2 separate regions of the Homo sapiens genome follow, and region 2 is linked to region 1. Evidence: chromatin loops called from intact Hi-C (ENCODE). Cell type or tissue: mammary epithelial cell. All regions are shown on one strand. Links, peaks and the distances in the headings refer to the core of each region. The heading gives the core; the rest is flanking DNA. Region 1 overlaps TTPAL (alpha tocopherol transfer protein like). Region 2 has its middle 8.5 kb from the start of PKIG.

Region 1 (10,793 bases), core at 1-8,000:
AGCCAAGTTTCACTGGAGAATTTCTTGGCCTTGGCTGGGGGGCTGCAGGAGGCTGATAGAAGTCAGGTAGACCAGGCTTTTCTACCTGACTCTCTCTTGTTTTCTTAGCCCTGATGCAAAGTTTCAGAGCATGACCAGCAAGTGGCCAGCTGTGTGGGTCAAGATCAGCTCCAGCTGGGTCTGCCTCCTGCTTTACGTCTGGACCCTTGTGGCTCCACTTGTCCTCACCAGTCGGGACTTCAGCTGAACCTCTGAGTGCCAAGGACACCACTGGAACTCACAAAGGTCTCCTTCACCGAAAACCCATATACCTTTTAAGTTTGTTTCAACTAAAATATTAAGTGAATGCTTTGCAAGTTTGACTGTATGCAGGTTTATATCAGAAGGTGAGATTGAATAATGCTTGATGCAGAATCGAAACTTCTCATTTATCTGTATATTATGTTTACTTCTAAGGATATAGCACAAAGGGAACATTTTTTGTTTAAAGTGAACTACAGCTGTGCTGTGAAGAGAGTTCTTTATAAAGCCTGTAGGTTCTTTTAACTTTGGTTTAAAATGTAAGATAGGAAAATGTTGGATATTTGAGGCCATGCTTAATATATTTATATTGCAGTATCCTTTAAAAGCAAAAAAAAAAAAATGCATTTATATTACAGTTTTCCTCTATGAAAGTCCTTACTTATATGATACAAGCACTGTGTTTTGTGCTTAAACTCTTCAGCGGGGTAGCATCAAAGTTCTTGGGGAAGGATCGTATATGTGGGTCCCTTCCCTAGAAGAATGGTTGCTGATATGGCTACTGCTTCTACATCTTGAGTTTTTTAATTTACTTTTTTTACACTGTAGCATTGAGACTGCTTGATTCAAGTCTGGTGCTTTGCCAGATGTATTAATTTCCATAAATGCTTTGTGAGTTTGGTTAAAATGAAGATTCACTTGGGAAAACACTGCAGCTTTAGTCTGTGTTACTATCTTGTTATGAGTATGTAAAAGTAAAATGCATGTGAATTTATCATATTTGCACTATGAAGGTATTTGGTTAAAATACAAAGACTTTTAAGATTTTAAGGCCCTTTCTTCCAACAGCTTTTATAGTTAGCAGCCATTCTTTATTTTCTGGATAGCCAGGTTTTATCACGCTTCTAGTCAGGATGCTCCTATTCCTTCTAAAAATTACGGTCTGACTAGTGAGCAAAGTCTTGAATTTATTCAAAAGTCCTAAATACCTTCTCTAGGTAAGACACTTGGTAGATGAGAGACGGAAGGCATTGTCAAGAACCATTTTCATGAGAGGTGGTGTGCAAAAAGGTAGAATAAAAGAGTTCTTTCAACAAAGATTTACTGTCTATTCTGTACTAGACCCTGTAGGTTTTGGGGTACAGTGTTAAACATGATAGAGGCTCTGCCGTCTTGGACTTTAATAGCTTAGAGAAGAGAGCAAATGAGCTGACAGGTGGTTATAATGTGAATTAGTGCTGTGGTTTAGGAATTGGAGAGAACTCAAAGGAGAGGTATTTGGTGTAATGGTAGGCTTTCTGGAGAAAATGATATTTAAGCCAAGAACTCTTAGAAGTTAGCTAAGAGAGAGATGGGAAAATGAGACGACATTGCTGGAGTAGATAAAACTGCATGTTAAAGGCAGGAAGATGGGGAAAAAAAGTTCAGTAAAGCTGGAATGGGGAAATGTAGTCAGGGACTGAATTTTAAAGGGCTTTATCAACCTCAGTAAAGAGTTTGGACCTTATGTTGAGGGTGGCTGAAAACATATTCATAGTGTCATGAACAAATTTTATCTTCAGTCACTTGGGCTGATATATAGAGAATGGATTTAGAGAGATGAGACCAGGTGCAGTCCATATGAGATGTGAAATAGAGAAGTGGAATCGTAGGGACGGGGAGAAATTGACAGGTGAGGGCTACTTAGCAATTAGAATTTTTTTTTTTCAATTTTAATTTTTTTTTTTGAGACGGAGTCTTGCTCTGTCGCCCAGGCTGGAGTGCAATGGTGCGATCTCCGCTCACTGCAGGCTCCGCCTCCCGGGTTCACGCCATTCTCCCGCCTCAGCCTCCCTAGTAGCTGGGACTACAGGCACCCACCACCACGCCTGGCTAATTTTTTTTGTATTTTTAGTAGAGACAGGGTTTCACCATGTTAGCCAGGATGGTCTCGATCTCCTGACCTCGTGATCCACCTGCCGCGGCCTCCCAAAGTTCTAGGATTACTGGCATGAGCCACCGTGCCTGGCCAGCAATTAGAATTTTAACACTGGCAGTTATGAATAATATGAAGGAGAGGTAGATTTCTGAGTGATTCTGGTTTAACCAGCTGGGTGGATGGTGGTTCCACGTATTCAGGTGGCAAACAGGAAAAACATGTGTTCGAAGAAGAATGGAGGTAGGTGGTCTCTTAAGAATGGTTAAGAGGCTTGGGAGTCAGACTGCTTGGGTTTGCATCCCAGCTTTGCCGTTTTCTGGCTATCAAACTTGTCAGCTATTATTTGTTGAGTACGTACTATTTGATTTATGACCACAGGCAGCTGAGCCTCAGTGTTGGTGCCTAGTGTACAAGATTGTTAAAGAATAAAGTTATTTTGCAAAGTGTAACCCATTTTTAGCACTGACATAGCACTGACAGTAGCTGCTGATCTCATTATGGGCTAAAATAAGACAATATTCAAAGGTCAGAGATATCTAGCCAGAATCTGATGGAGGCTGGATTTCAGATTTTGTTACAGAATTAGACAGAGGAACACAGAGGGGACAGGCTCAGTTAGGGTGGAGGTGTGGGGTAGGGAAGCAGGACTTGATATAAATTATTGGAATCATTGTCTTTTAAACCAGTGGTTTATGTCAGGGTATAGCGTTTCAAGGGATTTGAGGGTCAGATGGGGAAATGTAGCCCCTTATTTTGCCAGTGTGAAGCAGATACCCTGCTTTTCTTTACAGTAGCGGAGTCAGCTTAAGAGCTTTAAAGGTCCTAAACTTCAAAAACATTACAGTGCCCCATCCTCCGCCTTAATGTAATTCAAAATACAAACAATACTAAACTGTAAAATAAATGTAACAAAGTCCAATAAAGTTTTTATTTTTTTCTCATGATGATAACTGATATTAATTTGAAGTAACAAATGCTCTTTAAAAGTCGGGAGGCAGTGTCCCTGCTTTGCTTGGTCCTACCTTAAGAAGTAGTGAAGTCTGCCTCTTAGTAGGAAAACCAGTAGTCTAATCAAGACTCAAGTGAATTATACATGTGAATGCTGAATTATATACAAGCATGAGTAAGACAGCATTCTGAATAAGGCCAGGATCATCATTTAAAGCAGGGGAGTATTTTGAGTCATCAGATCTCAGGGTGGCCTTTCATTCCAGATGAGTACCTTTATGTTTCATCACTATGAAAGGGCTTGCCTAGCCTTGGGGAATGCGGGTTGGGGCCCTGGCTTTCAGATCAGGGACATGCTCTAGGAACTCATCAAAGGCAATAGCAGTGGCTGCCACTTTTACCTCGTTAAAGCCGGGAGAAAGCTTCTAGGTCCATGCTGGACTCCTTTATTTTCTAGGTTGGTCTTGCGGGTTATCTGGTTGGGAAGTAAAACTTTCTCTTGGTAATCAAAGAAACTGCCTGCCAAAGAGTAGCCATGGACCTGGTTCTCAGTATAGAGGTTTTGTTCTTTTTCTTTTTGGCTAGCCAAGTGAGGAATGGAGAAGGAACAAAGAAATCTGTAACTGGTTCTTTTTTCTTTTTTTAGACAGAGTTTTGCTCTGTTGCCCAGGCTGGAGTGCAGTGGTGCCATCTTGGCTCACTGCAACCTCCACCTCCCATGTTCAAGCAATTCTCCTGCCTCAGTCTCCTGAGTAGCTGGGACTATAGGTGCGCGCCACCACACCTGGCTAATTTTTGTGTTTTTAGTAGAGATGGGATTTCACCATGTTGGCCAGGCTGGTCCCGAACTCCTGGCCTCAGGTGATCCACCTGCCTCAGCCTCCCAAAGTGTTGGGATTACAGGCGGGAGCCACTGCACCTGGCTGTTTTTACACATTCAGGCTAAAGTGAGTATTCACATAATGAGTTGTGCATTTGATCTGTGCAGATTGATAACAGATAGTAGGCTTATGCTTATTAATGGAAGCTGCTGTTCATCTCTTTACTCCTGTTGTGTTGGTCTGTCCGTCCTGTTACCTAGGCACCCAACTCAGTGATGTCCTAATTACTGCTGGATGACTCAAGCCACACCATGCCTATGTTCTCAGGTGAAGAAGAATAATAGAAACCACATAGATGGGTAGGTGTACCAAGCATTAAACAGACAGTATCCACATGCCTGTAAGGTGGTGATTATTTCCCTCCCTCCTTCCTTTTACGTATCAGTTTGAGGCTTAGAGAAGTTCGTGACTTGCCTATGGTTACTCAGTAAGAGGTGAAACAGAGAAACCCAGGGCTTGGCTTAAGAGTTCTTTTTTCAATTAGACCTCAGTGTCTCTTGGGCCATAAGAATATAAGAGACAGGATTTATTAGAGACATGTAGGGGAGTCATCTGGCTCACTAATGACTCATCACCAACTCACCAGATCTACCATGGGAACCTAGTTTTTGTCTACTCTCAGGCACAGAGTGTTTGCTCCTCTACCCATCACTGACAAAGACAAGTTAGTAGTCACCTGAAGGCAAGTGACTCATGTCTTTTACTAGGTCAGCTATCCCTAGTGGCTGGCACCTACTCAGGAAAAAGCATGAATATTAGGTTAAAAACGTTTTCCCCAGAAGAGTGGTACCCTAAAGGGTCTTATTACTTACCCTTTAAATGCGATAATGTGAAACTTTATTGCCATTGAGTGTATGGGTACCAAACCAGTACTGTGTAAGGAGGGGGCAGGGGGCATCAAGAAAATACTGACTCATGGAAAAGGGCCTCATAAGACTGCTGTGAGAGAAAAGGATTTTAACAGTTAGCTTCATTTTTCTATATGTGAGAAACAGACTGAACTTAAGTTCCACAATTTCCTCAGGAAAGGCTGACCTGAAGGGGTGGTTATGCTGCAATATAAGTACTTAACCTGTTGCATCATCAAAAGTGTACCTCCTGTGTTAGAGTATTTCTCAACTGACTCATCAAGTCACCAGATCTACCATGGGGACCTAGTTTTTGTCTACTCTGGGGCACAGAGTACCAAATAAACAGGGGACATAGAAACAGCTTAGCAGGCCTGGGACCATAGTTGGGCAAGCCGTGCTCCAGTTACCCCTCAAGGAGTCTGGGCTTACTTCTGGAATAAAATGTTGTTACAACTTGGGTTTCAGAGAGGTTAACAACCACTGCTTGTATTTTCAAGAAGCCAGTTAAAAAGTCAATTTCTGGTTCTTTCTTACTCTATGAAAGAGTCCTGCCTTCTCTCTCTCTTCTATCTGGGGACTCGTTATTTGTCTCCAGCCATCAGGAGAAAACAGTGGGCTTGTCATACTTCCTGGGTTTGAATCCCATCCTTAGTATTTGGCTAGTTGTGTGTCACTGGGCAAGCTACATTTTGCCAACAGGAACAGTAATGCAGCTTCATTAAGGGTAGCTGAAGGTTAAAATACATTATTTATGAGTGTCCTTAACACATGTGTGCCCAGCCCACATGCGCACATTGAGGAAATCGCTGGCTATCACTGGAAAGACTCAAGGCCAGTCCAAGAAGTATAGCTGGGCCTCAAGAATGTAAAAATTTGCATATCACCTCTACTGCTCTGTGTAGCTAGCTGCATTCTCCTCTCCATACTGCAGCAGTCTAATTGTGTATGATCTTCAGAGGCAGCCAGCGCATCTACAGAATGCACTGTCCTATCACAGTGCCCCTCCCTCCCTCACCTGCAGAGGAGGTGGTCTACCCGGGCTGTGAATAATGAACCTTGGAACCTTTATCCAAACTGTCATCATCACAAAAGAACCCCATGCACATTTTTCAGAGATTTTTATTGTTTCAGACTGAGTCATGCATACTAAAATTATTACATATTTTCACCACTTTGACTTAGAAAATGCACTAGAAAAATAAACTTTGGTCAAAACAAACACTGAAGTACATGAATCCACCATGTATCCCTATACTCAAAGCCAAACTGAATTTCAGTTTGAAGCAAGGAATGTGACCAGTGGCTGAAACAGTGCCCCAAGCTGGTCAGAGAATTAGCTCACCTCCCACTCCATCAGAGGCTCTTGGTCAGAGAGGTTTCAAGTATTTCACTTGTAACAGGTTCCTACCTGATATGCCAAGAAGCCGAGGCATAGCTACAAGAATCCACAGCAGCAGCATCTCACTGCCTCACTAAACCTGCTGCCCAGTGAGATGAAAAGAAAAACAGCCCCATGAAACAGGAATTTCATCACTATCATCTCCATCCACAAATCACATTGATCCTTCGCATGAAGCAAGCTCCTGTTGACTGTGATGTTTGTTACTAGCATTTTAAGCAAACCATTTCTCTAAGTCAGGAGAGCAGAAGAATGAATTTATTTATTTGACACAGAATATTGCTTTGTCACCCAGGCGGGAGTGCAGTGGCATAGTCTTGGCTTACTGCAACCGCTGCCTCCCAGGTTCAAGCGATTCTCCTGCCTCAGCCTCCCAAGTAGTTGGGATTACAGGCACGCACCACCACACCCAGCTAATTTTTGTACTTTTTAGTAGAGATGGGGTTTCACCATGTTGGCCAGGCTGGTCTCAAACTCCTGACCTCAAATGATCCGCCCCCCCTTCAGCCTCCCAAAGTTCTAGGATTACAGGGCATGAACTACTGCACCTGGCCAAGAGCAGAAGAATTTAGATTTACAAAATTAACAGATCCCAATACAGAGAGGTGTTACCAGAACTGACATCTTTCCTGAACAGTAGGCATGTTTCTGTTCGGTATAGCCACACCTCTCATGGCCACAGGAGATACAGTGTATAGTATATAGTATATAATTGGTTTAGCTAACATTTTACTCCCTAAATTAAAGGAGGCTTCAAAGGAAAACCTTAATTAAATGTTGGCAACTTTAAAATGGTAAAACTTTTTAAAAGTATTATAATCGCCACAGCAATACTCTAGCTTTTGCTACCCAAATGAAAAAAATTCCCAGGATTGATCTGAGGGTCAAATACTATTTAAAGAAATTGCCCACCCAGGGAGAATTCTGAAAGGCTCAATATAAAGGAATTCAGAGAAAAGCCTCTTATTGTCTTATTTCGGGAAAAATGGTGTTTTGTAACCTGATTTTTCAATTTTTATTTTTGAGATGGAGTTTCACTCGTCACCCAGGCTGGAGTGCAATGGCGCGATGTCGGCTCACTGCAACCTCCGCCACCTGGGTTTAAGTGATTCTCCTGCTTCAGCTTCCCAAGTAGCTGGGATTACAGGCACCCACCACCATGCCCAGCCAATTTTTTGTATTTTTAGTAGAGACGGGGTTTCACCATGTTGGCCAGGCTGGTCTCAAACTCCGGACTTCAGGTGATACACCCACCTCAGCCGCTCAAAGTGTTGGGATTACAGGTGTGAGCCACCGCTCCCGGCCTTGTAACCTGACTTACAGACCTCCTAAGATAAGTGACTCCTTGTGAAACCAGGATGAAATATGAAAGATCGAAAGCTACTTTTGCCTTAATTTTTGCAGCAGCAATAGAATAAAAAAGAAAATGCAAGGAAAAAAATTAAAAAATAAAGCGACCTTTGCCAAGAGCAAGTTAGAAATTCAAGACATGAAGCCAGGGTGGCACTTTTGGCTGTTTTTGTAGATTTCATCCAGTCTCTCCCCCATGAAGGCAGAACAGGGGAAGAGGCACAGTTTTCCAGAATTCCATGTTGGGATATGGGGGAAGAAGAGGAAGAAAATTCCCATATTCTGAAATGTATAGATTTGGAAGCTTTTAGGTACCAATTCATTCAGACCTAAATTTACTAAATAAGCCAATTGAGGGGGAAAAAAAAGGAAAAAAACTTCTAAAAAGAGAGAGTACAGTGTCTGTGGCAGTGAAGCCAACTAGATACCAGGAATAAAGTTTGGAGTATAGATCTCTATCATGGAATCACTCAGGGATGTTAAGCCAGCTCATCAAAGGCCACGTAGTAAGGTAAAGGTGGAGCCCGCGTCTCCTAATTTACTGTCCCATTTCCTTCCGACACCACACTATCTTGAATTTAGGGAAAAGTTAATTTCCAAGTGTTTGTGCAATGGGCCAGAACTTCTCCCTGAAGGAACATACTCCCAGTTCTTGAGGTTCATGGGTTTGCCTCACCAGTGCGCTCCCCAGTGCTGAGTAAGGCTCACTGTGCTCCCTGGCTGGTCATTCCCCACCCTGCTGAGACAGCCTGACACAAACATCCTGGTGAAGCCACAAGGAGACCACCTTGATTTTCACGCAGGGAGGTCTTGGTTTCACAGCTTGGTTCAAGTTTCCTGAGGTGTCAAAACTATCTGATACCTCTTCGGAGCCAAAACAAAGCAAGCAGCTCCCGGAGGCAGATAAACTTAGGCTCCAACTCCTTCTAGAAGCTGAGTGAAACCACTCCTTCCTTGTCCAACTGGAAAAACCTAAGAAATAGGCCTCTCCAGGTCCCTTCTGGTCTTTGAGATAATTCTCTAGGAGAGCTGTGGCCATGCCTGCATTAAAACAAATGCGACTGGCCAGGAATGCAGTGTAGAATTGAAACATCAGGGCTGAGTGATTCATTCCTCTTTACCCAGTTTTTGTTTTGTTTTGTTTATCTGTCTTCCCTCTTGGGGAAGCCTCCACCCAGTTCTCCCATCCAGGCCAGTGGGTTCTGAACCCCCTCCTTCCCTCCTTCAGCCATCCCACTTGCCCTGCTTGGGCCTTTTCAGCAGTGTGTGTCACATCATCATCAGATGGAACCAGAAGCAGCCAGGAGTGCTTTTTGGCACTTCCAGCTCAGCCAGTACCGTAGAGGATCCAGGGTTACTATCCATGGTGAAAAGAACTTTCTCTAGAATTGGTATTAATGAGGTTAAGTAACTTAATTTCCACCAACAACTTATCCAGACATTTAAAAAGGCAATAGAGATAAACAGCTTAGTAACAACAGATTGGCCTTCAAATTTCAGAGTATTGTTTTCTCCCTAACTGAGCTGTCTGCTTGACTGGTTAGTCTAATAAATGCACGGAGAAGGTGCACACACAACACAGTACTTTTCACTATTTAACACCATGATCATGTGGAATACATTAGAAAGGAAATAGGTCAAAAACCATCATGTGAACCGTCTAATTTGATGTTTGGGCTAAGGCTAAAATCTTCACAGGGAGGTTCTAAAGTGCTGAAATGCAGAACATTCAGGCTGACTGGTTCACCCACACCAGAGAGAGAAACTCAAGTGGGGCTGGGAGGGCAGGGGGGCCCAGAAGTGACCCAGGAATAACCTGCCCTTGTGTTCATTTCCAGAGACCAAAAAAAAAAAAATTTTTTTTTTTTTTTTTTTTTTTTGAGGCAGAGTCTTGCTCTGTCGCCCAGGCTGGAGTGCAGTGGTGCGATCTTGGCTCACTGCCACTTCTGCCTCCTGGGTTCACGTGATTCTTCTGCCTCAGCCTCCCGAGTAGCTGGGACTACAGGAGCCCGCCACCACGCCCAGCTAATTTTTGTATTTTTAGTAGAGATGGGGTTTCACCATCTTGGCCAGGCGGGTCTCGAACTCCTGACCTTGTGATCCGCACACCTTGGCCTCCCAAAGTGCTGGGATTACAGGCATGAACCACCACGCCCAGCTCAGAGACCAAAATTAAAGAATCTCAAGTAATTAACTACTGTAGCCAGGTTTACAATATAGTACCAGAGTCTCAGGGATGGAAGGAATTCATCATACAAGATCCTGGTCACCTTAACCTGGCCTCACAAAAGCCATCTTTTCAAAATTGAACCATCACTATAAAAAGAAAATTGGTGTCAGTGAGTCCCAGGAATACACATAATAGTTTCTTTAAAGGCAGGGCTAATTGGTGACACATCTCTCTTGGAAAGACACATGTACCACAAACAAAAACAGGATCCAACCACTTGTATCTAGATAGTTATCTTTCTAGGCAGAAAATCTAACATTCAGTAACTAAACCAAATCCCAGAGCCTCAGCAGCCAAAATGGCCCTAGCTGACATTTCATCCAGCCTCATTTTATAGAGGAGAAAGTAGAGGCCCATATCTTGTCCATAGTTGTACACCTGGGATCCAGGCCAGAATTCTTATAGCTACACGGGCCTGGGATCCAGCATTTTAGGTTGAGTAAAATCATTTCCTGCTAGGTCCCTGATTCTATTGAGAACCAGGGCTAAGGCTTTATGGATTTGGGAAAACTTAAGTTTCTATTGCAAACTTCAACCAGTGGGTCCCAGAGGTGCTTTGAAGTCTCCGGCTTCCACATTTGACCACAAAGTGCTGCTTATGTCCTGATGCTTACATGATTCAGTTAAGGTGCTTTCCAAACCCGGTGACAACAGCTGGGGCCTTCATCTCCAGTAAGTTTCCTGATGAGCAGCAGAGGTCTATACTTAGGGTTCCTGTGAAAAACACAAACTCCCAGTCTCACATTTGGTCACACTGAAGGTTTGGCCAAATTATTTCATACAAGTAGTTCTCACTGGCCAAACAGGTGGTTTTTCTCCTGGAAAAGTGGGATCAAAGTGACTTTGGTCCTGATTGTTCTTGCTTCCAAGATGTGTAAGAACCAGATCACCACCCCCCAACCAAAAAGCAAAACAAAATAGATATAGCCTCCAGATTAATAGTTGCAGACTGGGATTCCAAATGTTTAAGAATCAG
Region 2 (11,272 bases), core at 1,557-9,556, 78 kb before region 1:
ATTCTACGTCTGTGACAGAATCCCGGAAGACAGAACCATAGCAACACTGGCACATTCATTTCTTCTTATAACTGACAATACTGGACACACTTATGTGGGCTGGGGCCAAGCTGTGCACTGAGCACTCTATGAACACCACTTCATGTCATCCTCACAATAATCGGGTGCAGGAGACATTATTAATATTCACATCTTACAGCTGTAGCAACAGATGCATGGTGAGCCGACCAACCTGCTCAAAGGCTCACGGGAGCAAGGGGCAGAGCCTGCACTCTAACTAGGGACCATGTGGTGCCAGTCCTGAATCCACAACCCCCTTGCACTACCACCTCTTAAAGGGCTTCCCTTCAGGAAACTTGGCTGTTTTTCACAGACAGCAGCATCAGCTCCATTTGAGGATGAAGGAAACTTTGGCTGTTTAATTCCACCTTTTACCCCCAGTTTAGAAGGGGTCTCTCCTTCCTCTGAATTTCCTTAGTATGCTCTGTTTCTCTCTTAAGAAACATACCCTTTTCTCTGATGACACATATTTAGTTGGGGGCAGGTCTTTTTTCTCTGCCAGAATCCTAACTTTTTAAGGAAAAGATCTGTGTCTAATATAGCAGCATTTTGTACATATTATGAGATACTTATTAAAATAAGGAAATCCATAAACAAACCCCAAAACTATTATTGTATATTTACCATATGCCAGGTAATATTCTGTTTATTTTATTTATTTATGTTGTAGAGACGGGGGTCTCACCATACGCCCAGGCTGGTTTTGAACTCCTGAGCTCAAGTGATCTGCCTGCCTTGGCCTCCCAAAGTGTTGGGATTACAGGTGTGAGCCACCGTGCCTGGTTGTATTCTAACTGCTTTATATAAATTACCTCATTTAACCCCATAAGGATCTCTATGAGGTAGGTATAATTATTATCCCTGCTTGACACATGAGAAAATCACAGGCACAGATTGATTAATTTGTTACGCAGTGTTAGTCCGTTTGCACTGCTATAAAGGAATACCTGAGGCTGAATAATTTATGATGAAAAGAGGTTTATTTGGCTCACAGTTCTGCAGACTGTATAAGAAGCATGGCACTAGCATCTGCTTCTGGTGAGGCCTTAGGAAGCTTTTAGACATGGTAGAGGGAAAGGAGAGCCGGAATGTTGCATGGCAAGATGGAGAGCAAGTGTGAGAGGGAGAAGTGCCAGGTTCTTTTTAAACAACCAGGGCCAGGCACAGTGGCTGACGCCTGTAATCCCAGCACTTTGGGAGGCCAAGGCAGGCAGATCACCTGAGGTCAGGAGTTCAAGACAGCCTGGCCAACATGGTGAAACACCGTCTCTACTAAAAATACAAAAATTAGCTGGGCATGGTGGTGCACACATGTAGTCCCTTGCATTTTTTTTTTTTTTTTTTTTGAGATGGAGTCTCAGGCTGGAGTACAGTGGTGCAATCTCGGCTCACTGCAAGCTCCGCCTCCCAGGTTCACGCCATTCTCCTGCCTCAGCCTCCCGAGTAACTGGGACTACAGGCGCCCACCACCATGCCCGGCTAATTTTTTTGTATGCTTAGTAGAGATGGGGTTTCACCGTGTTAACCAGGATGGTCTCGATCTCCCGACCTCGTGATCCGCCCACCTTGGCCTCCCAAAGTGCTGGGATTACAGGCATGAGCCACCATGCCCGGCCAAAATAATTTTTTTTAATTAAAAAATAACCAGTTCTCACTTGAACTAACCGAACAAGAACTCACTCATTACAGCAGGGAGGGGATCACGCCATTCATGAGAGATCTGTACGCATAACCCACACACCTCCCACCAGGGCCCACTTCCAACACTGGGGTTCACATTTCAACATGACATCCAACAGCTATCCACCAATATAGTTAGACATCCAAACTATATCAGCTAGCAACTGACGGATATCTGTTGAAGGAGTATATGAATAAAGAAATTCTGGCCACCACTACCCACTTTCTAGTCCACACAGCTGCTGTACAGTGCAATCGCTCATCACCCATCAAAGGCAGGTTTCAGCTGTCATACCATTTCCAACTCACTTATTCACTGTGCCATGCAGTTAGAAGGTCCATGCTTTTTCTAGACAATTAATTGAGAAGTATATTGATTGAGATTTACGAATAAAAGTAGATTTTGTTTTCTTCCAATTATAATCATAATTGCTTATTGTAAAAAGATAAGAAAATACAGAAGAACAGGAAAAAAGAAAGGAGAACAATACATCGTCTCACCACAATCCTGGTGTAAGGCCCCAGAGAAGGAACCACACTTACACTTAAAACAATGTTCTTGGTCAAGCACGGTGGCTGACGCTTGTAATCCCAGCACTTTGGGAGGCTGAGGCGAGCAGGTCACTTGAGGTCAGGAGTTCGAGACCAGCCTGGCCAACATGGTGAAACCCTGTCTCTACTAAAAAAAACACAAAAAAATTAGCTGGGCGTGGTGGTGCACACCTGTAGTCCCAGCTACTCAGGAGGCTCCCAGCTACTCGGGAGGCTGAGGCAGGAGAATTGCTTGAACCTGGGAGGCAGAGGTTGCAGTGAGATGAGATCATGCCACAGCATTCCAGCCTGGGTGACAGAATGATAATCTGTCTCAAAAAAAAAACCACACACACATACACACAATGTTTTGAAATCAGAAACTTAAGTCATTTTTGGGGGATGGGGAATCAAACCCACAAAAGATGACTAAGACATTGCTCAACGTATTTTTTTGGTTTTGGAGTACACGTGGCTGCTTTTTCTTCAGGGTTCGATGTCCTGAGGATCCACTTTGTGGTCCCCTTTGGACTGCTGATTTGGTGTGTCTGAAGGAGAGCCAGAAGGAGAAGAGAAGCCTGACCCCAGTGATTATGTGGCTAGAAACTGGATAGGTTCGCAGGATATCACACTGTCCCCTCCCTGCCTTTTTTCAAACCACTTCCCACCAGCTTGAGATAAGTTTCCAACTACAGCTGTTTTGGGAGAGATGGACCTTCACTTAAACAGTGACCTTAACTTTAAACAGTCTTGGACTCATTGATTTTTGCAGCTGAAAGGAGCATGTGGTCTCCTCATTTTAGGGGTGAGGAATGCCAGATCCAGAGAAGGCAAGGGACTATCCTGAGGTAGTACAGCCTGGTGCTCCAACAGGAGAAGGTTTGAGGCTCTCACTTGCTACTCTCTATTGGTCTCAGACTCTCACTTGCTACTGCACTTTGACATACAAATTTGAAGGGCTCTTCCCTCTTATTTTGGTTAACTCCTACTCAGCCATCAGATTTCAGATTAAATATCACTTCCCTAGGGCGCCCTTTTCTCTGAGCCACGTTAGCTCCCCCTGCTGTACTGGTCTCATGGTACTCCTATGTCTCTTCTTATAACCCTTAACATATTTATAAGTACACGTTCCATGTGTTTCCCCACCAGACTGTAAGCTCCACAAAGTCAACAGTATGTCTCCTTGGTTCACTGAATACATCTATCCCAAGTGCCTAGAAGAGTGCCTGGCATAAAATAGGAAACTCAATAAATATTTTCTAAACACACACACACACACACACACACACACACACACACACACACTCTACTTAGTCCAGTCTATGGTAAAACATTAACATACTTTTTGTAAAAAGCACCACGTCTTCTGAACTACAAATTGGGCCTTTTTGCTGAAGGAAGGATCATTAGAGAACAAGGGATTTCATTTCAAATAATTTCCGGAAGATAGAAAAAGTTCAGAGAGGTATGACAACAGAAGCTGAAGTTTGGAGCACAAGGACAAGAAAGCACCATTGGAAATGAGAGACAAGGAATGGTGTGGGACCCCAGGGAGGCTCTGAACCTGAAGACAGCAGGCGTCGAGAAGATTCAGAAGGGCCAAAAAATTAAGGGATCCACTGAAGGTCCTGTGCCAGCCAGCTCCTCTATCCCATACCTGCAGCACACAGAGGGCCCAAAAGCTCTGCAGAACCACAGCCAAAGACAGGAGGCCTCTTTAAATAAATTGAATGAACTGCCTAGGATTGATCGAGGGCTTCTAGTAAGAGACTGGCCTCCTTATGCTAACACGTGAAGGGCCCTCAGTCTAACTGCTGCTCCTGCTCATGTGCCCTAAAGCATCTTCCACTTAGTACCTTAGTACCCTTCCAGTACCCAGCAGCTTCCCAGGCAGGGCAGAGGCCTATGGGACAAACAGATGAACTGAGACCTATCCCCTTAAAGAAGTCTTTTATTATTGATTGTGAATGGCCAAATAAAGCATGACAGGATGTCTGATCAAAACCAGCTGCATGACAGGAGTTTGAGACCAGCCTGGCCAACATGGCAAAACCCCATCTCTACTAAAAATACAAAAATTGGCTGGGCGTGGTGGCAGGTGCCTGTAATCTCAGCTACTCCGGAGGCAGAGGCAGGAGCATCGTTTGAACCCAGGATGCAGAAGTTGCAGTGAGCCGAGATCATGCCATTGCACTCCAGCGTGGGTGACGGCCAGCCTCCGTCTCAAAAATAAAAATACAAAAATTAGCCAGGCATGGTGGCGCATGCCTGTAATCCCAGCTACTTGGGAGGCTGAGGCAGGAGAACTACTTGAACCTTGGGAGGTGGAGGTTGCAGTGAGCTGAGATGGTGCCACTGCACTCCAGCCTGGGCAATAGAGCGAGACTGTCTCAAAAACAAACAAAAAACTGATGAGTCAAGAAAAAGCAGTATGGTAATGTGAGGTCCTTGTTTGGATCTGACTAGAACTAAAAAAATAACTTATGAGTTAAATGGAGACCACTGCTAATAATAAAGGATTATTAATTATTTTATGTGTGATAGTGTGGTTATATTTTTAAAAGGAGTCCTTATTCTCTTAAAAGTACATGCTAGGCTGGGCACGGTAGCTCACGCCTGTAATCTCAACACTTTGGGAGGCCAAGGCAGGTAGATCACCTGAGGTCAGGAGTTCGAGACCAGCCTAATATGGTGAAACCCTGTCTCTACTAAAAATAAAAAAATTAGCTGGGCATGGTGGCGTGTGCCTGTAGTCCCACCTGCCTGGGAGGCTGAGACAGGAGAACTGCTTGAACCAGGGAGGTGGAGGTAGCAGTGAGCCAAGATCGTACCACTGCACTCCAGCCTGGGTGACAGGCGACATTGCAAAAACAAAAACAAAAACAAAAACAAAAACAAAAAAAACATGCTGAAGTAATTACTGATAAAATGATGTCTAGAATTTACTCCAAAATAATCTAGTGGCAGGGGAAAATGGCTACCAGCACAGATGAAACAAAACTGGTCATGGGTTTTTGATTTTTGAAGCCGGGTAATGGGTGGTACATGAGGATTCATTATACTATTCTTTCTAGTTTTGTACATGTTTCAAAATTTCTGTAATACAGTTAAAAAAAACCATATCTCGATAAGCATATTATTTAGATATAGAGAGATAAATGCTAGATCAAACGCCTAAAAGGATCAAAAGTGTATGCCCTTGGGAGCAGGATAGGAGGAAGGGTAAAGAAAGGGTGGGGGCAGGGAACAGATGGTTTTTATTACAAATCTTTTATGATATTTGACCTTAAAAAGACTAAGGCAAACTATGTGCATGTACCTTTCTGACAAAAACAAAATTCATTTAAAAAAGGAAATGGGAGTAACATTATTTAGAGAAATAGAAGTAACCACCAAAAGAAGTAAAAGCAGAAAAATAAAATGGCTGCCTCAGGGTGAGGGGTAAGCAGGAGACAGATGCCTTTCTAGACTCAGAGACTTTTTAAAAAGTCATATTCATGTATTACTTGGATTTTTTAAAGTTAGCTATTATTATCAGTTGCTACTATCAGTTACTAGCAGGGCCTTTTGCTAATCTCTACATCTATAAACTGAATACTTCCTTAGGTTTAGAATCCTAAATCACCCAGAGTGAATATATCCACATTAAGTGTAATAATAACAATTATTGCTATTCAACTATTGTTTGCCATTTGTCAGTGCTTTACATATGTTATTTCTAATCCTTCTAACACTCCTGCAAGGCAAGTATAGATGTTCCCATTTTACAGATGAAAAGGTTGAGGCTGAGAGACATTAGCCACTTGCTTGAGGTCACAGTGTGGGCGAGGCCTGTGAGACTCAAACACCAAGCTCCTTCCATTACCCTACTTCTCCTTTGCATTCCATTTGTTCGGTATAGTCCAGAAAGTACCTTTACATAAATTTTCTCATCAACCCCAAGAAACAGGAGGGACATGACTATCTTTACTTGACAAATGAAGAAATCAAAGCTAGGAAAAGTTACGTAACTTGCGCAAGAATCCAGGCTCCTGATCCTTAATCTAGTACTCCTTCTACCATTCCTTATGTCCTCTCAACAACAAAATGTTAAATTAGTCATAATCTCCTCATAGGCATTTGACATAAGAGTCACTGCACATGAATGCAGCAATGCAGCTAAAGCAGGAATTTTAAAGAGAGAGAGAGGGGGAGACATTTTTTCCAAAGGAAATATACTAATAAACTATGGACTGTCCTCAGTTGCTCTAATGACAGCATGTTGCTGGAGTCCTCAAAGGGACTCTTGAAATGTCAGCAGCCTGCCTGCCTGGCACAGAGCAGATGAGTTGCTGGCACAGGCAGCCTGCAGCAGTTCTGACAACCAGTGCCACTCTACTTAGTTCCAAAGAAAGAAATGAGCCATGCGTGCCTCTGCCCTGAAAAAAGAACTTCTGTGCTTCCTAAATCTACTTCAGTCAACAGCCATGGGGCCCCAGGGCTTTTTAATAGTTGCCAGGAATCTTCTTAGATCAGCGCTACTCATCAGAGCAGAGGCATGTTTATGAAACTGTACATCAGGTTGCATAGGGGTGGGAGCCAAACGTGGGATAACTAAAGAGGGTGAACATGTGACCCTTGGTCATCTCAAGTCAGGGTAGCTGAAGCTCTCCCCACAAGAGAAGCAGCCCAAAATTTGGGCACAAGAGCCTTGAGCTTGGTGTGAGATGCTCCTCAGTCTGTGCTGGCATCTGAACAATGGCCAAGCAGCAGTTAGGGAGAAGAGGCTGTTTACTTGAGTTCAAACTATTTATAGCCCAGCAATCTGCACATATTTGGATGACAAATCTCTGGGCTTCAAGTAAGTGGTGCTTTGCTCCTGGACAATTTCATCAAACACACTCCCTCCCCACGCCACCCCCAGTCCCCCTCACTAACACATGTTGCCCTCAGGATGTTTTATTTAAGTTGCTGAATTTTAAAAGATTATAAAAAGAAACCACATTTTAAGAGCAAGTGACTTTTAATCCATTTATTTCCAAGTTTGAACTACATATTTTCTTTAAGGCTTGAATCAGAAATTAAATTATAATACATGTATATTCTATAAAAATATATATTTGCCCCATACATGAACAAAACAGTAACTGAGTGATGTCTATAATTTAACACGTATATTGACCTGGCGTGGTGGCTCACGCCTGTAATCCCAGCACTTTGGGAGTCTGAGGTGGGTGGATCACTTGAGGTCAGGAGTTGGAGACCAGCCTGACCAACATGGTGAAACCCTGTGTCTACTAAAAACACAAAAAAATTAGCCGGGTGTGGTGGTGGGCACCTGTAATCCCGGCTACTGGGGAGGCTGAGGCAGGAGAATTGCTTGAACCCGGGAGGCAGAGGTTGTAATGAGCTGAGATTGTGCCACTGCACCCCAGCCTGGGCAACAGAGCGAGACTCCGTCTCAAAACAAACAAACAAAAACATGTATATTGTCGTAAAGATGCTGAGGCCTGCTCAAGCCCTACAAAGAGAACGTTTCTACGATGATTAAAGGCTTTCAGAACAGATCCACAATATGTAATCATATACACGTTACAAACAAGAGGTCTTATTACCTGTGGAAGCAATGGTAGTGTACAGTGTTCACCAATGCCCATTGCCCCCATTGCATGCCATACAGGAAAAAGGCTCAACTGTAACAAACATATGTGCAGAGCCTTCTGCACAGTTTTAACTCACAGAACGTGTTACAGCCTTAACAATGAATTTGTTTGGAAAAACCAGTCTACCCTAAAAGCTGCCTTGTTTTTATAGCAAAAGCATTGCTGTTCTGAATCTTGCATCTCCCCTGACCCAGGCACTGCCTAATTCTAAAGACGAAAAAGTGCTTGTTAGTTAACATGCATGTTGGCAGCTTCCAGTCCTACAATGTAGGCAGGATGTGGTGTAAAGAAAAAGGCCAGTAAAGTGAAGACAACGGTTTATAGTATAATGGATGATGGTAGACAATTAACACAGGGAGAGGAAATAGAAGAGATTCCTAAAAGGGACTTACACATTTTCTTATCTTTTCCCTCTGCCAGTAAAGCTCATTAGAAGGTCCCTAAGACAATCTTTGAACAACCCCACTTTTTTTTTACATTAGGAAAAAAGTTCTGGTAATGGTAAAGAAAAAGAGGCATGTCTATACATAGAATGCAAATTATTTAAAAATTTTTTCAGGTCATTTTGTCATTATTATTATTATTATTATTATTATTTGAGTCTCTCTATCGCATAGGCTGTAGTGAGAGCACGATCTCAGCTCACTGCAACCTCCGCCTCCTGGGTTTAAGCAATTCTCCTGCCTCAGCCTCCCAAGTAGCTGGGATTACAGGCCTGCACCACCACATCCGGTTAATTTTTGTATTTTTAGTATAGACGGGGTTTCACCATGTTGGCCAGGCTGGTCTCGAACTCCTGGCTTCAAGTGATCCACTCGCCTCGGCCTCCCAAAGTGCTGGAATTACAGGCGTGAGCCACGGTGCCTGGCCTAATGCATGTAATGTTTGATCCCATGTTTTTATTTCTAGGAATTTTTGAATTATAAAACTATCCTTATCACTGAGACCTTAGCTGAGATGTCACTTCTTCAGAAAAACTTTCCCAAGCCACCCAACCTAAAATAACCACCCATCTACCTATCATGTCACTTTCTGTTAAGCGTCCATACAGCACCACTTTTTTTTGTTGTTCATTCATTTCTTTACTGCCTTTCACTGCTGCCTCCTCCTGTCCCACATTAAAATATCAGTTCTATGAGATGAGGGGCCTGGTCTGTCTTGGACACCATTCTTCCTAGGTGCTGCACACTAGCCAGGGACATTGCAGCAGCATCTCATTTAATCTTCACAGCCATATGAGGCTTCTGTTATCCTTCCATTTTAGAGATAGGTAAACTGATGTACAGTTTCATTTTAGTGAGTGGCCAGTAAGTGGCAGTCAGAATCTAAATACTGGTATGTATGACGACAAAGTCCACACTCTAAACTACCTCCCTCAGGATGATACAAAAGTTTAAATAGTTTAAATGTGCACACTTTTTAAACCAAACCATCCTAGTTGTGGAAATGTATTAAATGGAGATGATCACACAAGAACACATAATTAGATACATCTTATTTATTGCATACAACTTATCATAGGAAATACTGGAAATGTTTAGGCAAGTCACCAGTTAGCCATAAGGTTCAAGTTTACGTTTTGGTAAACAAGGGCCCCCATCTCAGACACTATGAGGATTTAATGAGACTATGCATAGTACCTGGCTCACAGTCCATGTTTTGTTGTTACTGATATATTTATTGATTCATTCGAGACAGGGTCTTGCACTGTAACTCAGGCAGGAGTGCAGTGATATCATCATAGCTCGCTGTAACCTCAAACTCCTAGTCTCAAGTGATTCTCCCACAACTCAGCCTCTGGAATAACTAGGACTACAGGCATGCACCACCATTCCTGGCTAATTTTTTTCATTTCCTGTGGAGACAGGGTCTCACTGTGTCGCCAGGCTGGTCTCAAACTTCTGGTCTCAAGTAATCCTCATGCCTTGGCCTCCCACAGTGCTGGGATTACAGGCGTGAGCCACTGAGCCCAGCCTACATTTAAATCTCTAAAAGGATATACAATACACCAAATTGTATATCTCTGGACAGCAGGATTACACGGGGAGTGTGCGATATGGCAAGGCTCACACCTGTAATCCCAGCTACTTGGGAGGCTGAAGCAGGAGAATCTCTTGAACTCGGGAGGCCGAGGTTGCAGTGAGCCGAGATCGCGCCACTGCACTGCAGCCTGGGCAACAAGAGTAAAACTCCACCTCAAAAAAAAATAAATAAAATGACAAAATAAAATAACAAAAAAAATAAAAATTACATGTTTATGTATATTTTATTTACAGTTTTGGAAGTAACCACCACAATTACAAAAAAGCATTAAAGTAAAAAACAAACCGCTTTCAGAAGGCCTGGCTAAAGCAAGTGGGGATTTTTTTTACTTTCATCGCTATATCTTTCTGTTCTGAATGTTTATTTTTGTGTCTATGTATTAGTTTTATAATTTTTGTTAAATTGGCCAAAGAAGGAAGGTTGGTGGAACTGTGTGATCACTAACCACAATAAATAATAATGGACTGAATAATGTAAATATAAATTTCAGGAGAGAGAAAATTTAGTCTTAGCTTGACTGGAATAGGTATTCTACTAGACATGTGCCTTATCAAAGATTTCTTTTAAATGATATTTCTCAGTGTTGCAGAGATATGAGAAAATGTAGGTGAAAATGGAAAACGGTACAACATTCCTAAAGGGCAATTTGACGATATGTGCTGAAATCCTTAAAAATGTAGGGGGGACATGGGACCTCTCTGTACTTGCTGTGCAGTTTCACTGGGAACCTACAACTGGTCTAAAAAATAAAGTTTCTTAATTAAAAAATGTAAATGCTCTCTGACCCACTCATCTTACATCTAAGAATCTATCCAAGAGAAACCACTATAGATGTGTGTGCAAAGACTTGACTTAAAGTTGTTCACTTCAGCACTGTTCAGAAAACTGTAAAACTGAAAATCCTTAAAGTCCACTATTAGGCAGTGGTTAAATAAACTTTGGTAAATCTACAGAATGGAATATTACACAGTCACAATAAATGATACTATCGAAGAATATCTGATGACATTAAAAAAAATAGTCACATAAGAGCCAGGTGCAGTGGCTCACGACTGTAATCCCAGCAATTTGGGAGGCTGAGGCAGGTGGATCACAAGGTCAGGAGTTCAAGACCAGCCTGGCCAAGATGGTGAAACGCCGTCTCTACTAAAATTACAAAAATTAGCCAGGCGCGGTGGCAGGTGCCTGTAATCTCAGCTACTCGTGAGGCTGAGGCAGGAGAATCACTTGAAACCAGGCGGCAGAGGTTGTGCCACTGTACCCCAGCCCAGGCGACAGAGTAAGACTTTGTCTCAAAAAAAAAAAAGTCTCACTTT

Evidence for each region. Peaks named below come from ENCODE experiments on the same cell type or tissue, not always from the same donor. Only the 100,000 strongest peaks of a DNase experiment are listed, where the experiment ranks them.
Region 2: it touches region 1 in a loop (11-fold over the local background); 2 of 110 quality-filtered maps call a loop at or near these places.

What each region holds. Positions count from the first base shown.
Region 1 is chr20:44,489,750-44,500,542 of GRCh38, reverse strand. It overlaps TTPAL (alpha tocopherol transfer protein like), which reads right to left. Exons shown (of 5, transcript NM_001039199.3): 5 at 5,940-10,793. SERINC3 (serine incorporator 3) reads left to right here. Exons shown (of 10, transcript NM_006811.4): 10 at 109-3,102. The coding sequence ends at 247. Among named protein-coding and RNA genes, the nearest start is that of TTPAL, 19 kb to the right of the region's middle. RefSeq lists enhancers at 3,156-4,355, 10,439-10,548. In mammary epithelial cell, for the core only: no CTCF peak of the experiment used is centred there; DNase peaks (open chromatin) are centred at 3,352, 4,272, 4,432 and 5,082; H3K27ac peaks cover 4,891 bases.
Region 2 is chr20:44,568,463-44,579,734 of GRCh38, reverse strand. It overlaps a transcript of PKIG not described here. Among named protein-coding and RNA genes, the nearest start is that of PKIG, 8.5 kb to the left of the region's middle. RefSeq lists an enhancer at 76-215. In mammary epithelial cell, for the core only: no CTCF peak of the experiment used is centred there; DNase peaks (open chromatin) are centred at 2,664, 6,334 and 6,784; H3K27ac peaks cover 2,002 bases.